2 separate regions of the Homo sapiens genome follow, and region 1 is linked to region 2. A link is a contact called in ENCODE Hi-C or POLR2A ChIA-PET data. All regions are on one chromosome and are shown on one strand. Each heading gives the region's core, a stretch centred on a gene start or an enhancer-like site at or near the end of the contact. The rest is flanking DNA. Distances are from core to core; before and after follow the strand shown.

Region 1 (6,719 bases), core at 1,675-4,174, 43 kb before region 2:
TCATGCAGTTCACTGATTCTTTCCTCAGCTGTGTGGGCTCTACTGATGAGCCTGGCTTTATAGCTGTTACTATTTGTGTCTTCCAGCTTCTCCTTTTGATTCCTTCTTAGATTTTACACTCTCTGCTGAATTAATCTGATCTTACATGTTGTCTACTTTGTTCCATTAAAGCTAATAGCCTATTAATCATAGTTATTTTAAATTCTCTGTCTGATAGTCCCAATATCCGTGGTGTCATATGCAGCCTGCTCCCAAGGATTACCTTGCGTCTTCAGTGTGTGGGGGGGTATGTGTGTGTATTTGTCTTTTTACATGCCTTGCAATTTTTAGTTGACAATTAGACATCTTGTGTAGGGCTACAGATACAGAGATAAATCTCTTCTTAACGTTGGAGATGAGCATGCCTTTTCTTCAGCTGGACCTTAACTGTGGGCTCATATTCATCTATTCAGGAGTTGGGCTAAGTTTGGGGGTTTGTTGATGTTATATTACCCCAAGTGCCCCTCAGGCTTAAAATTCCTCTTGTGATACTGTGTATTTAACAGAGATTATTTCCTCAATGTCTGTTATTTCATTGGCTTTTAATCTGTCTTTGTACTGCCCCCCAATAATGATCTATCTCTTGCAGCTCTTCCGGTTGAATTTCATGGCTATTTTTACTGAGTGTGTTAGGGTGGCAGTGGGGGAAGAAAGGGTTCCCTAACGCTCTGATTAAGCCTTAGTCTCAAGCTGGGCTTTGTCCTGATATCTGGAGCTACGACCTCCACGAGTGCTCTTCCTCTCTTTAACCACCAGTTCGCCATACTCACTTTTTTCTATCATACTGAGAGGTGACAGCATACTGGCAGCCCTCGCAGCCCACGCTCGCTCTCGGTGCCTCAGCCTCGGCGCCCATTCTGGCGGCGCCTGAGGAGCCCTTCAGCCCGCCGCTGCACTGTGGGAGCCCTTTTCTGGGCTGGTCAAGGCTGGAGCCGGCTCCCTCAGCTTGCGGGGAGGTGTGGAGGGAGAGGCGCTGTCGGGAACCGTGGCTGCACGCGGCGCTTGCGGGCCAGCGCGAGTTCCGGGTGGGCGTGGGCTCGGCAGGCCCCGCACTCTGAGCGGCCGGCCGGCCCGGAAGCCCCGGGCAGTGAGGGGCTTAGCACCTGGGCTGCCTCCCCACGGGGCAGGGCTTGGGACCTGCAGCCCGCCGTGCCTGAGCCTCCCCCGCCCCACCTCCGCCATGGGCTCCTGCCTGGCCGAGCCTCCCCGACGAGAGCACTGCTCCCAGCTCCACAGCGCCCAGTCCCATCGACCGCCAAAGGCTGAAGAGTGCGGGCGCACTGCGCGGGACTGGCAGGCAGCTCCACCTGCGGCCCCAGTTCGGGATCCACTGGGAGAAGCCAGATAGGCTCCTAAGTCTGGTGGGGACTTGGAGAATCTTTATGTATAGCTAAGGGATTGTAAATACACCAATCAGCACTCTGTCTCTAGCTCAGGGGTTGTAAATACACCAATGGACACTCTGTATCTAGCTAATCTAGCGGGGAGGTGGAGAACTTTTGTGTCTAGCTCAGGGATTGTAAATGCACCAATCAGCACCCTGTCAAAATGGACCAATCAGCTCTCTGTGAAACAGACCAATCGGCTCTCTGTAAAATGGACCAATCAGCAGGATGTGGGTGGGGCCAGATAAGAGAATAAAAGCTGGCTGCCTGAGCCAGCAGTGGCAACCTACTGGGTTTTCCTTCCACGTTGTGGAACTTTTGTTGTTTTGCTTTTTGTAATAAATATTACTGTTGCTCACTCGTTGGGTCCACACTGCCTTTATGAGCTGTAACACTCACTGTGAAGTTTGTAGCTTCACTTCTGAAGCCAGTGAGACCACGAACCCACCAGAAGGAAAAAACTCTGAACACATCTGAACATCAGAAGGAAGGCTGTCCAGACAGACTGCCTTTAAGAACTGTAATGCTCACTGCGAGGGTCCGTGGCTTTGTTCTTGAAGTCAGTGAGACCAAGAACCCACCAATTCTGGACACAATACTGGTTGCAGCTTCTTAGTGTTTCCTGCTGGTTTTTTCCTTTGTTTAGATCTGTAAATATTAGGGCTTCCCACACTCTGAACTTGAAACTCTTTTCTTCTGTTCCTTAATGATTCCCACATCAATTTTCCAATCCAGACCTTCTCTCTGAACTCTCTAGACTTATAGATCATCTGTCTTTGTGCATCTCTCCTTTTATGTGTAACTGATATCTCAAACACTAAACCACAAAAGGAACCCTGGTTTAGCCCTCCTAAAAATCTACTCCCCATCTGTCTTCTCCAGCTCTTTCAAAGGCAACTCTCATTTCATTGCTTATACCCCAAACCCTTTGAGACATCCTTGATTCTTCTCATACTCTATATTCAATTAATCAATAAATTTATTTGCCTCTACCTTCAAAATATATCTAAAACTCAAGCTACCTTTATGTCTTTTGAAATTTGTAATACCTCTTGTGGCAATGAGTAGCGCTTGACACTCAATAGATTCTTCTTTATCAGTAATAGAATCTGACTTTTAGCTGACACATGGCCTCCTATATAAAAACTGTACTTTCCAGGTATGATGGTTAGTATTAGGTGTCAACTTGACTGGATTGAGGGATGGCTCAGTGGCAGCGAAGCATTAATTCTGAGTGTATCTGTGAAGGTGTTGCCAGAGGAGATTGACAGGATAGTCGGTGGACTGAGAGAGGAAGACCTGCCCTCAATGTGGGTGGGTACCATCTAATGGGCTGCAGGAATACTTACAACAAAGGAGGTGGAAGAAGGAAGACATTCAGCTTGCTTGCTTTTCTTTTTTTCTTTTTCTTGCTTCCTTTTTTTTCTCTCTTTCTCTCTCTTTTCCAGAGCAGTACCCCTTTTCTTCTCCTGCCCTAGGACATCAAATTCCAGGTTCTTTAGCCTTTGTACTCTGGGACTTGCACCAGTGGCCTTCTGGGAACTCTCAGGCCTTTGGCCTCAGAGTGAGGGTTGTACTGTTTGCTTTCCTGGTTTGGAAACTTTTAGACTTGGAGTGAGTAATGCTACCAAAGGCTTCCCTGGCTGCCAAGCTAGCCATGCTACTGGCTTCTCTCATTCTCCAGCTTGCAGACAGCCTCTCATGGGACTTCACTTTTGTGATTGTGTGAGCCAATTCAATTCTCCCTAATAAACTCCCTTTCTCATATATATATATAACCAATAGATATTTGTTCTGTCCCTCTGGAGAACCCTGATTAACACACTAGGCTTTCTTGTATCTAAGTGAGGCCAAATAACTAATTTCTGACCAATGGGAAGTAATCACAAATGTTATGCAAGCTTTGAAGGGGAGGAATATAGATAAAATGGCTGGAACAAAAATATCTCCATATGGGGAAGGGCAGGAGAACCTTATAAAAACACTCAAAACCTTATTCAAATCTTTGTGATTTGAATACTAATGACTCATACATTTAATGTTATTTACATCAGATGGTGCAATTAAAATTTATTTAGGACCAAATTTGAGCATGCAACAAAGGTGGACATTCCTTACTCTGTCAAGAAGGGAAAAAGGAAAGAGAGCAAGTAGCATTTATCAAATACCAGGAGCTCTGCTGTGGCTTTTTTCATGTTATGAAGCTTGGTTCTTACAACATCTCTTCTTGGCAGGATTATTATCCATGTTTTATGCAGAGATATGATCAAGGCTTTGGAGGTTCACTTAAAATGGTGTTGAAATGGCAGGGCTCGTTTGACCTCAGTGAATGAGTGTGAATTTGTTGATTTAAATAATAGATTGGTTTAGTGTAGAATATATTGAATTATCCCTAATGTCCCACATGGTTTTGTTTAGCAGAAATGCAGTTTCCACCCCTCAAAATCTCATGACTTTTTAGTGATGAAATCATATGTGTGGATTCAGTACAGGGTCTGAGACCTAAATAATTTTCTTAGTTCCTTTTGGCTACTATAACAAAATACCATAAACTTTAGGGCTTGTAAGCAACAGAAATGTATTTCTCACTGTTCTGGAAACTGGGAAGTTCAAGATCAAGGTGCCAGCAGATTTGATATTTGGGGAGGGCCCACTTCTGACTGTAATCTCACATAGCAGAAAAGGGGCAAGGTAGCTCTCTGGGGCCTCTGTTATAAGACCACTAATCCCATTCATGAGGGCTTATGATATAATCACCATCTACAGGCCCCATCTTAGACTATCTCATTGGTGTTTAGATTTTCAGCATATGAATTTGAAGGGCATTCAGACCGTAGCAAAGATGTTTAAGAGAAGCTAATTTTCTGCCCCCCTACACCTTCCCCTTCTAAGGAAGATTATGTAAGAGCTTTGTTATAGATTTTTAAGAAAATATTTGAATATTTGAAATGTTTGAATGTTTGAAATATATGAAATAAATAAGCACAAATAAAGCATGCCCTAGAAATGTTTCCCTCATTACTCAGTGTTTGCAGTAAGTATTTGATCTAAGTGTGTTTCAGTTTACTGATTTGCACTGTAAGCCTGAGGGACAAATAATAAAGGTTTGTAAAATAATACCAAGAAAAATGGAAACCACAGCTTTCAGATAAGAATGCTTGGTATGACTCATCTCCTGGTGGAATCACCAGAGCAGGCCCATTGTACATTTCTGCCTGGAGAGTACACCTCCACGATAGCCCAGACCTTTCCCCATCCGTACCCTCAAATTATTGGTAAATATAGTGGGCATTTGTCAGCTGAACAGCATTTGTAGGTAGCTTTGGTGAAGCAGCAGTTTCCTCCTTGCATATGGCTTTAATTTGCATACTGTTATATATGGCCTTCCAAGTTCCAAGGGGTAAATTCAACTATGTCTCTTTCATAGTAAAATTTTTCTTAGATTTAAATTTCATCAACCTGCTCAAACCTGTAAAGAGAAGCAACAGAACTAAGTCCTCAGTTTCTTTTTTTTTCCTTTTTTTTTTTTTTTTTTGAGACGGAGTCTTGCTCTTTCACCCAGGCTAGAGTGCAGTGGTGCGGTCTCGGCTCACTGCAAGCTCCGTCTCCCAGCTTCACACCACTCTCCTGCCTCAGCCTCCTGAGTACCTGGGACTACAGGCGCTCGCCACCATGCCTAGTTAATTTTTTATATTTTTAGTAGAGACGGGGTTTCACCACATTAGCCAGAATGGTCTCGATCTCCTGACCTTGTGATCCGCCCGCCTCGGCCTCTGTTTCTAGTTTCTATTTCCTATGTGGAATTTTTAAAAGAACTACATTTTAATGATAAAGAGGCAAATTCCATTTGGCAGCACTTAGGATACAGGGACCATACTTGGGAAATATTCATTAACATTCAGTAATTTAAGAATCCTTAAGGCCTAATTATCAAAGTGAGTTCAATTACCACAGGCACCCATTCATTTAATTGGCTGGAAACACACAAAGAAATTAAATGATACCAATGCCAATTTGGCCCCAAAGTCTCATTCCGTATTTATTTATCATTTTTATAAGAAGGGTGTTCATGGTGATTGCTGCTAGTTCCTCTGCTGAAACAAGCCCACAAAACCGCAAGAGCAGCTCAGCATTCTTTGACCTACTCGGGAACCCAATTAAAATTAACAGGCCTTGCATCTTCATATATCACATGTTACAGATTGTAAATACTCATCCCATTTAAGAGCAACAGAATAACTGGGTTCATAACAAATCTCCATAAGTCTAACTGATATTTACCAGTTAGGGAAATGTGACAGGTAATGGAGAAGAGACTGAGAATAAAGGAGCCTCTGCAGTATGATCATCATTTCACCCTGTCTAGAAATACTGCTGTGTCATTTCTTTGCTCCTTCAGAAAGCCCGGGAGTTCCTGCGCCAATTGTCACCGATGTTGCTTCCACTGGCTGGAGGTGCTGACTACTTTGGCTTTTTCCCTTGGGAGGTCAGACAGAGGTCATGTGGGAAGCATGCTTTGTTTACCCAGAGAGGACCTCCTGTTCTGCCCCTTGGCATGTTTACTTTCCTGGTTGCCTACTTGGAAAGCCCTATGACTGCTGGCAGGGAGAGCTCTGGTCACTTTCACTACCTTCTCAGATTTTCAGCTCTTGGGGCTTCAGTAGGACCTGCCTTTCAGTAACTTTCAGAGGCATGGGGAGCCCTTCCCTGAAAGAGAGGAGAAGGTGACATCTTAGAAACTGTGATAAAATGATCTCAGGACCCAAAAAGAAAATGGACAAGCCTGGCAATGAGAGTTTGCAATGTGATGCAATCACGGGCAATACCAGGGTGGAAATTGGATGGGCAGCTTTCTTCTCTCTAGAAGATTTTCTTTCCAAGTCCATTCTTTCTTTTCATATTTTCATGTAAGTGTGCCTTCTTTTTTGTATCTCTTCTTTATGCTAAATTTACTACCCAATTTTATTAATGTATGTTACAGCTCCTAGCAGATGTTGAAGAAATATGAATTGGTTATGATTTACAGCCTAGAGAACTGATTAAAAAAAACACACTTTATTTTTTTATAAAGTGCTTTTCTGAGTTTTAACAAAAAGGCACAGGTTGTTGAAAGGGTATCAGACACTTAAATTGACAGAATTCTGAGGATCATCTCCTTCCTGCTGCTTAATATGAGTACAGTGTCACAATTTCAATTTCCGAGACTCAACATTTACCAGGGCCATTGCCGGCATCATTGTGGATGCTGGTGTTCATTCTGTCTTCCAATTGGCAAGCCTTTTGACTTATTTAGCA
Region 2 (7,111 bases), core at 4,446-6,945:
TCTTCTAATAGTTCATAAATTCTTAAAAAAACAATGACAATTTCAAAGGATTTTTATTTGAATGTTTTAAGTTTGGCATGGTATTGAACTTTTAAAGTATAGACTTGCATATTCTTTATTAGCTAAACCAGCCATGACTCTATAATTGTAAAACCCCGAAACATTCAGGGTGAACCCAATAGGAAGAAAAACAAAAAACAGCCGCATTAAACTTTGTCTTTATTGCATTTATTTATTATTACCAGATACCAGTGGTATTAATGTATCACCAGTGGTGATAGAATTATGAGACTATGATACAATTATGAGACTATGTCTAAGGAGAACAATGCAGTAATTTGATAAATAAGAGATTATTGAAATTAAGTAAGCCTAAAAAGCATTTAAATGGTGATATTAATATTTTAAAACAAATGATAGCCAAGCCAGCAAGAGATTTATAGTTATAAATAGATATCTGTTTTACATGTATCTTTGTTCTGAAAAATTGGGATAATTACTAAAAAGTTTCTAGGAAAATAAGTATATTAGTCAGATACCAACAAGGTAAAGTGGAAAACCAAACTAGTTATTGACTTGAATAAAGTCATTCTATCTTCTACCTCCAAGAATAAAAACAAAAGCATATAAACATAAGCATAAAAACATAAGCATATAAATACAAATACCAAATTTACATCTCAATCATCAAACATTTCCAGAAGATAGATATTTTTGAGGGCGTAGTGTTTATCCTTGTTTAAACAGGAAAATAAATGGCCTTTGAAATAAAAATGAAGTGCTTTATTTCTCATAAAAAACATTCTTGTGATGACCAGAAGAAAGCTACTGACTAAATTCAACAAAGATTCAAATATTTCATGACACTTCTAGGTCACATTCACACATATTTTCATTTGCTTTTCTACAATAAATTCAAGTGTGTAAATATGGAGTTAGCATGAAAGCCTGATGAAAAACTAGGTTTTCAACTTTATATTGCTTTATGTACTTTCTCCTCTTGATAATTGAAAATTCACTTTTGCAATTTACATTTCAAATCTATTAACAGAATACAAACTGCTATACCTACATTATTACATGCTCTCTTTCCTACCCAAGTAACTCTAGCTTCCCTAAATTTCTCACATTCTTCTGAATAAAAAGAGTCAGGACTAACTATGAGGGAGAAATGATCATTTTTGCTTTTACACCTTGACTTGAATAAATTTTCTGAATAAATAATTAGCAAATTAGAAATTCAGTTTGAATGATCTTGGTTTCCACCTTAGGGTCATCCTCTGAAACACACACTACCTGTACTTCATTCTCCATTTGATCTCTGTCTGTCCTTCATTTGGATAATTTCAGTAATGCACATAATGAAGACAATCCTCTCCCTCTCTTATCTTGTTAATTTTCAAACTTTAGAAGTCTGCCATATTGACATTAGTAAGTCCTAGCTTTGTATGCAGTTTGATCTCATTCTGGCTTCAAGTTATGTTAAACATCCTAGAGGCACCCAGTTCTTGTCGCTCTGGAAGCCCTGGGTATAATACAGTGTCTCAAGTCTCTTCTCATGTACCCCTGCTTTTCTCTTTCTGCCCCCCCAAAATCAGAGAAATTCTAAACAAGATTATGTCCCCTTTTGAACTAAAATTGGCTTATTCCTACAAATTCCCTTCTTTTCTTTTCTTCAGACGTTAGCATCCTCTGTGTTTATTATGCTCCAGTGTTACATCCCTTCCAATTTATTTACAACCCATTAAAAGCCAAACATTTGGAAGCAAATCCAATGTAAATATTGGAAGGATTCCTGGTTCTAATTGAGATATATTGACTTAGTCTTCACATACTCAAAGCATGCATTTTAGCATTTTTCTTTTCTTTTTCCCTGTGGATTCTATCTAAACTGCACAAACACACACACACACACACACACACACACACACACAATCAATTTTAAAAAATAGGTCTGTGCTCAAGCAGGAATCGTCAAAATAAAAGTAGACTAAAGTCTTTGAAGAGAGGCCTTAAGAGCACACTGCTCCGCAATGTCACTGGTTTCAGAATGGCTTTAGGGCTCCGAAACTGAAAAGAAAAGTTTCTTCTTTCCGATTACAAAAGTAGTAAATGACTGTGAAGAGAATTTTGAAAATGCAAGGGAAAAATATCAAGCAAAAGGGAATTTTATGTACAATCTCACCACTAGAGAAAACCACTGTTTACACATTACTGTATTTCCCACATATGTTATGGCAATAAAAAAATGTAATCACTCTAGATAATTTATATCCAGCTTATATTTTTCCTCTTAGTACTTCATAATGAGCATTACATTTACATGCTCTGAAAACACATGTAAACCATGGCATATATGTATTGGCATTCATTTAGCCATGCTAGGAACTTTAAAAATCTATTCTTCTGCCTAAGAAAATAATTTCTTACATGTATGTAGTTCTCAAAGGGCTTTCAGATACTTTACCCAACTTAGACCCTCAACAGATAAGGAAAGATATTATTGTCATCTCCATTTCACAGATGAGGAACTGAGTCCTGGAAGATTTGTACCTGGAGACCAAGATGAGAGGGATCTGGGCCAGGGCCCATGGGTATCTACTTCACCATTGCTAGTGGTGGTAGAAGCAGAGGAAAGCCGATGATGACCAAACCGGAAGGTTACAAACTGATCTGAGCACATGCACAATCTCTCTCTTCATGTTCCTTGCTTCGATTAATGGTGCCTCCTAGGATCTAAAGTTGAGTGTCATCTTTAAGAAATCCCCTTTCTTTATGCTAATATTGAACAGCAGGAAAGGTAAGTCTCTGTGGCTCACAGGAAAATTCTAAACTCTGTGGCCTGAAATTAAAGCTGTCTGTGGTCCAGACCCTGCCACCTCTCCCGCATCCACCACTATACACCTGATGCAAATTTTTCTCCAAGTATGGACTGTATTCCCTTCACAACAGAATCACTTGTGATGATGGTTCATGATAGGTTCTGGGGGCTCATTCAGACCCACTGAAATATAATTTCTGGAGGTGGACATGAGAACCTTTCATTTTAAATAGTTTAGGATTCTTAAGTACTAGAATGCAGCTATATTCCAGGCAAACTGAACCACTCTCTTTCTTAGTATGCCCATATTCCCCACCCTCTGTGCTTTTCTCAAATGTTTCCTCCCTTCACTTTCTACATGTTCAACTCTTGCTCACTGGCATGGTTTGGCTGTGTCCCCACTCAAATCTCATCTTGAATTGTAGCTCCCATAATCCCCACGTGTTGTGGGAGGGGCCTGGTGGAAGGTAATTGAATCATGGGGGTGGGTTTTTCCATTGCTGTTCTCGTGATAGCGAATAAGTCTCATGAGATCTGATGGTTTTAAAAAGGGCAGTTCCCTTGTACACTCTCTTGCCTGCCACCATGTAAAACATGCCTTTGCTCCCCCTTCACCTTCTGCCATGATTGTGAGGCCTCTCCAGCTATGTAGAACTGTAAGTTTATTAAAACTCTTTTTCTTTATAAATTACCCCATCTCAGGTATGTCTTTATTAGCAGCATCAAAATGGACTAATATACTCACTCCTCAAAGCCCAACTGAAATGCCACCTCTATGAACAGCACTACCTGGGTGGCACCATCTATAAATGACCTCTCCTTTTTCTGAGCTCCTATGCACTCACTACTTATTGGAGGAACCCACATTGCTCACTCTCCTACTGTATTTTAGAAGCTGCATTTACTGGGTAACTCTGTCACATATCTTTAAATTAGTTATGAAACTTATGGAAACATTTTTTATCTGGAGGAATTATGATGCCTCTACTTGCGTTCAAGAGTCTTAATTTGCACACCTTTGGTCATTCTCTTTGCATACACAGACATTCAGCTGGAACCTGAGTCAAGAATCTTCATGAAGAAGGAATGGTTCTACATCACTTCTTCTCAAAGACTGCTCATGGATGTTTTAAGAAAATCCAGGCCAGCTATCACGAGCAGCAGGGGAAGTGATTCATAAAAGTAGACTGTGACTTGGAGCAGAGCTCACAAGTTCAAGTTTATGTAGCAGCCAGGCAGATAATGTAAGTGAATGAAGGCGATTCAGAGCAAGGTGCTAAATAGCTTCAGATATTAGACTTTATATTTGGGCACAGTAGAGGCCATGGTGGTCTAGGGGGGCCTGCGCTGTGCAGAGAGTCAATAGATTCCACCTAATCATCACCAGTCACGACTGCAGGCCCAGTGTTGCCAGATACTCATTTTTAAGAGAATCCATAAATTGATTTTTGTGAGACAGCTCCTGATTTTTTAATATTGACAACTAATTCAAATTTAAAACACCAGGTAGGCAGTGCAGGCCAACACATTTACAGGTAATTTATTTCATGCAGCACAGTGCCATAAACCAGGATTTTACAACTTTCTCTTTTCCTGAATCACTGTTAGAGTCAGCGCCTTCTATCTTGAGAGTCTGAGGGGAAGGTAGAAATGATTTCAATCCAGTTCTCCTTCCAGTCAGAAAAAAAAAAAAAGTGTTTGGCAGGCCTTAGATTTGGATATTCCAGAAATTCTGAGGAAGAGCTAAGCCAAGTATAGATGCTGTAAATGGGCCCTGACTCCAGGCTCTGAGTCCCTGAGAGCGAGAGATGGGGTACAGTGTTGGGGGGTGGTGGGGATTAGGGTAGAGCAGGCTGCATATGTGGCTTAGTCATATCTCACTCTCACGAGGTGTGAGTAATTAAGGAACCGCATGCTGCTTCTACTGTCAGAAGTACAGGCTCATGGGAACCAGTTTGAAGCAGGCCGGGTGGGGTAAACTAAGGTGGCTCTGACACTTTCTGACTTCAAGCTGTGGCCTTAGGACCTTGATTGTATTTTTTAGCTTTGATGATAAAATGTCAGTGACTAGTTAGGGCATTGTTATTTTATAATTTATAAAATTATTTTATAATTTGATTGACATAAACATTGTCAGTGTAAGTGATGCGCATTTACTAGCTCATTGGTGACATTTGTGAAAGAAAATGTTTTGTGGGCCTTTTAAGCCCAGGGAATCTCAGGAAATCAGGGGGAAGAATTGCTTTCAGTTTGTTTGATGTCTGTAATTAGAGGTCATTAGGGGAGTTCCTGTTCTCTTAAGGGTTGTCACCTCTGTTTTCTGTGGCCACATACAGAGGCAGCTGTAATTTGCACAAGGTCAGTCAGGCCTGTCCCCTAAGTGACAGTGGTAATAAGTGATGTGTGTAGTGAGTGCAGTTAAGTTTGTGTGTGGTGCCATTACTACCGGAGCCCTTCCTTCCACAGTATCTGACCTCCTCAGAACACAGCTCACCTATGCTCAAGGGTCCCTTTCAGGTCACTAGGCTTGGCCTCACACATTGTCTTTCAGATTAGAAGGGGTCCAGGGCAGCACAGTGCAGTTCTGGCAGGCTCGGGGTCTCACAGGAGCCTCGGCACTAAATCTCATACCCGAGTTAAGCAAGCCTCAGCTTTCTCATTCCATTTTTGAACTGTGTGCCCCACATGACATGCCAGGGAAACATGGCACATAGCTAAATTAAGCTGAGTAGCCAACCAAATCCTGTGTGCCTGCCTATGCTGAAGAGAGAGGCACTTAATTGCTCTACCTCATAAACCTGGGACCGGCCGCACGAGCCAAGGGGCAGGTACAGGGGAAACTTGACAATCGCCTGGTAGTTGTCATAACCTGACTTGCATTTTGAGCGCTTGACTCATCCTGACATTAGCTGAACAACTGAGTGTCTGTTTCCTTTGTGGTTGCCTGGACGATTAAGATGCCCATTATTTTTAATAAAATAAAATAAATACACATATATTTAATACAATAAATATAATAATAAATTTAAATTTTAACAAAATGCAATTAAATAATAAAAATAAAATACTATTTTTGATAAAATGAAATGTATTAAAAATCTTATTTTCAATCAAATCAGAAATTTTCTGGGAAATTCTTACATATCAACTATGTTCTCTGCAGAGCATCTAGTTAAGTGGCAGCATGAACCAGTTTATTAAGGAGCATCACAGGACAAGGAACTTCTGTCTGGCAGAAGTAACCTCAGTCTGCTCCTCTCACCTTTGAGAGAGAAGACTGGCCAGTTTTGTTTATTTTTTTTTTGTCTCATAAGTGAACGTGCTGCATATTTCACAGAGGGCAGAAAAGAGGAAGCTCATATTCCTCTGGACACTACGAGGCGCTAGGGCTTAGAGCCCATGTGTCACTGTGGGTGGGAGGCATGATTCAAAGCCTCTGTCTTCCTAATCATTAACAAATGTCCTCTCTCCCAGGAGGGAGAGTGCGAAACAATGAGGACGTGTGAGAAATAGCTCTTAGCTGGCCTGGGAGCTCGAACCTGGGTGCACATCAAAACGAGTACCACAGACGCTTCAATGCCAAGCCTGCTGCTCTGAGATGTCCAAATGCCCGGCTGGTGAGGTGAACAGTGGCCAAATGGATTCCAGAAATCTCATGGGAACAGTATCTGCTGCTGCGGCTTCTCTGTGGCTCTTTCGAACCCCTGGTACATAAAAATGGTGGGAAAAGATAACTTTTCAACCACCAGGGTAAGACGTTTACATAGGTCCTAGGCTAACCATTCAGGCCACATGCTTTTATTGTGTTCTACCCCACCCCACCCCCACCCCTACAATATCTGTAAGTGTAAAGAGCTACACCCTTTCACAACATTCTCTCACTCTTTCATCAAATATTCTTAAGCCCTTCATATCCCAGCAAAACTGGCATGTGGCTGCTGAAGTCGGCGGCTACTGAAAATTAGTAAATAGTGGTTCAGTAATCGACCTATGAAGTGTCTGTTCTGACCACAAGTTTCAACTACCCAGAGCGACAAGGGTAAACACAACAGACTGGGCATTAAGCCTGGGTTAGTGGTTTTCCATGAAGCCCTACAGAAGAGTGACAGGGCTGCCACAGGGAACCGAGTAGAAAGGCAAAGTTCTGGAACCCCCAAGCCCACTTTAATCAGAACAACCCTGCTTAGCACTTTCATAATTGTTGCTGAGTGTTGTTTTAATATATATTGGACTTAGGTGCAGGTTATCATTTAAGAAAAAGGAAGCCTAAACAATACCTGAGTATTAAAA

The links. A loop is a pair of places that touch in the nucleus more often than their neighbours do. ChIA-PET counts read pairs that join two places held with the same protein, here RNA polymerase II (POLR2A). Pooled maps may share reads with other maps.
Region 1: a loop to region 2 is called in a pooled map, with 5 times the contacts of the local background. The contact joins the promoter of LINC01818 here to the enhancer-like site in region 2. A Hi-C loop is called at or near these places in 2 of 168 maps with a recorded cell type or tissue (PC-3 and PC-9), 3 of 37 single-sample maps with no recorded cell type and 5 of 50 pooled maps. POLR2A ChIA-PET finds 5 or more read pairs at or near these places in 1 of 52 experiments (H1).

What each region holds. Positions count from the first base shown.
Region 1 is chr2:150,165,694-150,172,412 of GRCh38, reverse strand. It overlaps LINC01818 (long intergenic non-protein coding RNA 1818), which reads right to left and starts at 2,924. Exons shown (of 4, transcript NR_187172.1): 1 at 2,774-2,924. LOC105373682 (a long non-coding RNA gene) reads left to right here and starts at 6,084. Exons shown (of 2, transcript XR_923467.3): 1 at 6,084-6,331.
Region 2 is chr2:150,125,080-150,132,190 of GRCh38, reverse strand. No RefSeq gene overlaps it. Among named protein-coding and RNA genes, the nearest start is that of LINC01818, 41 kb to the left of the region's middle. Within about 2 kb of position 5,695, at least 3 of the 41 ENCODE cell types and tissues checked have a DNase peak (open chromatin) inside an H3K27ac peak, as active enhancers do; they include PC-3, where a contact is called at or near this core.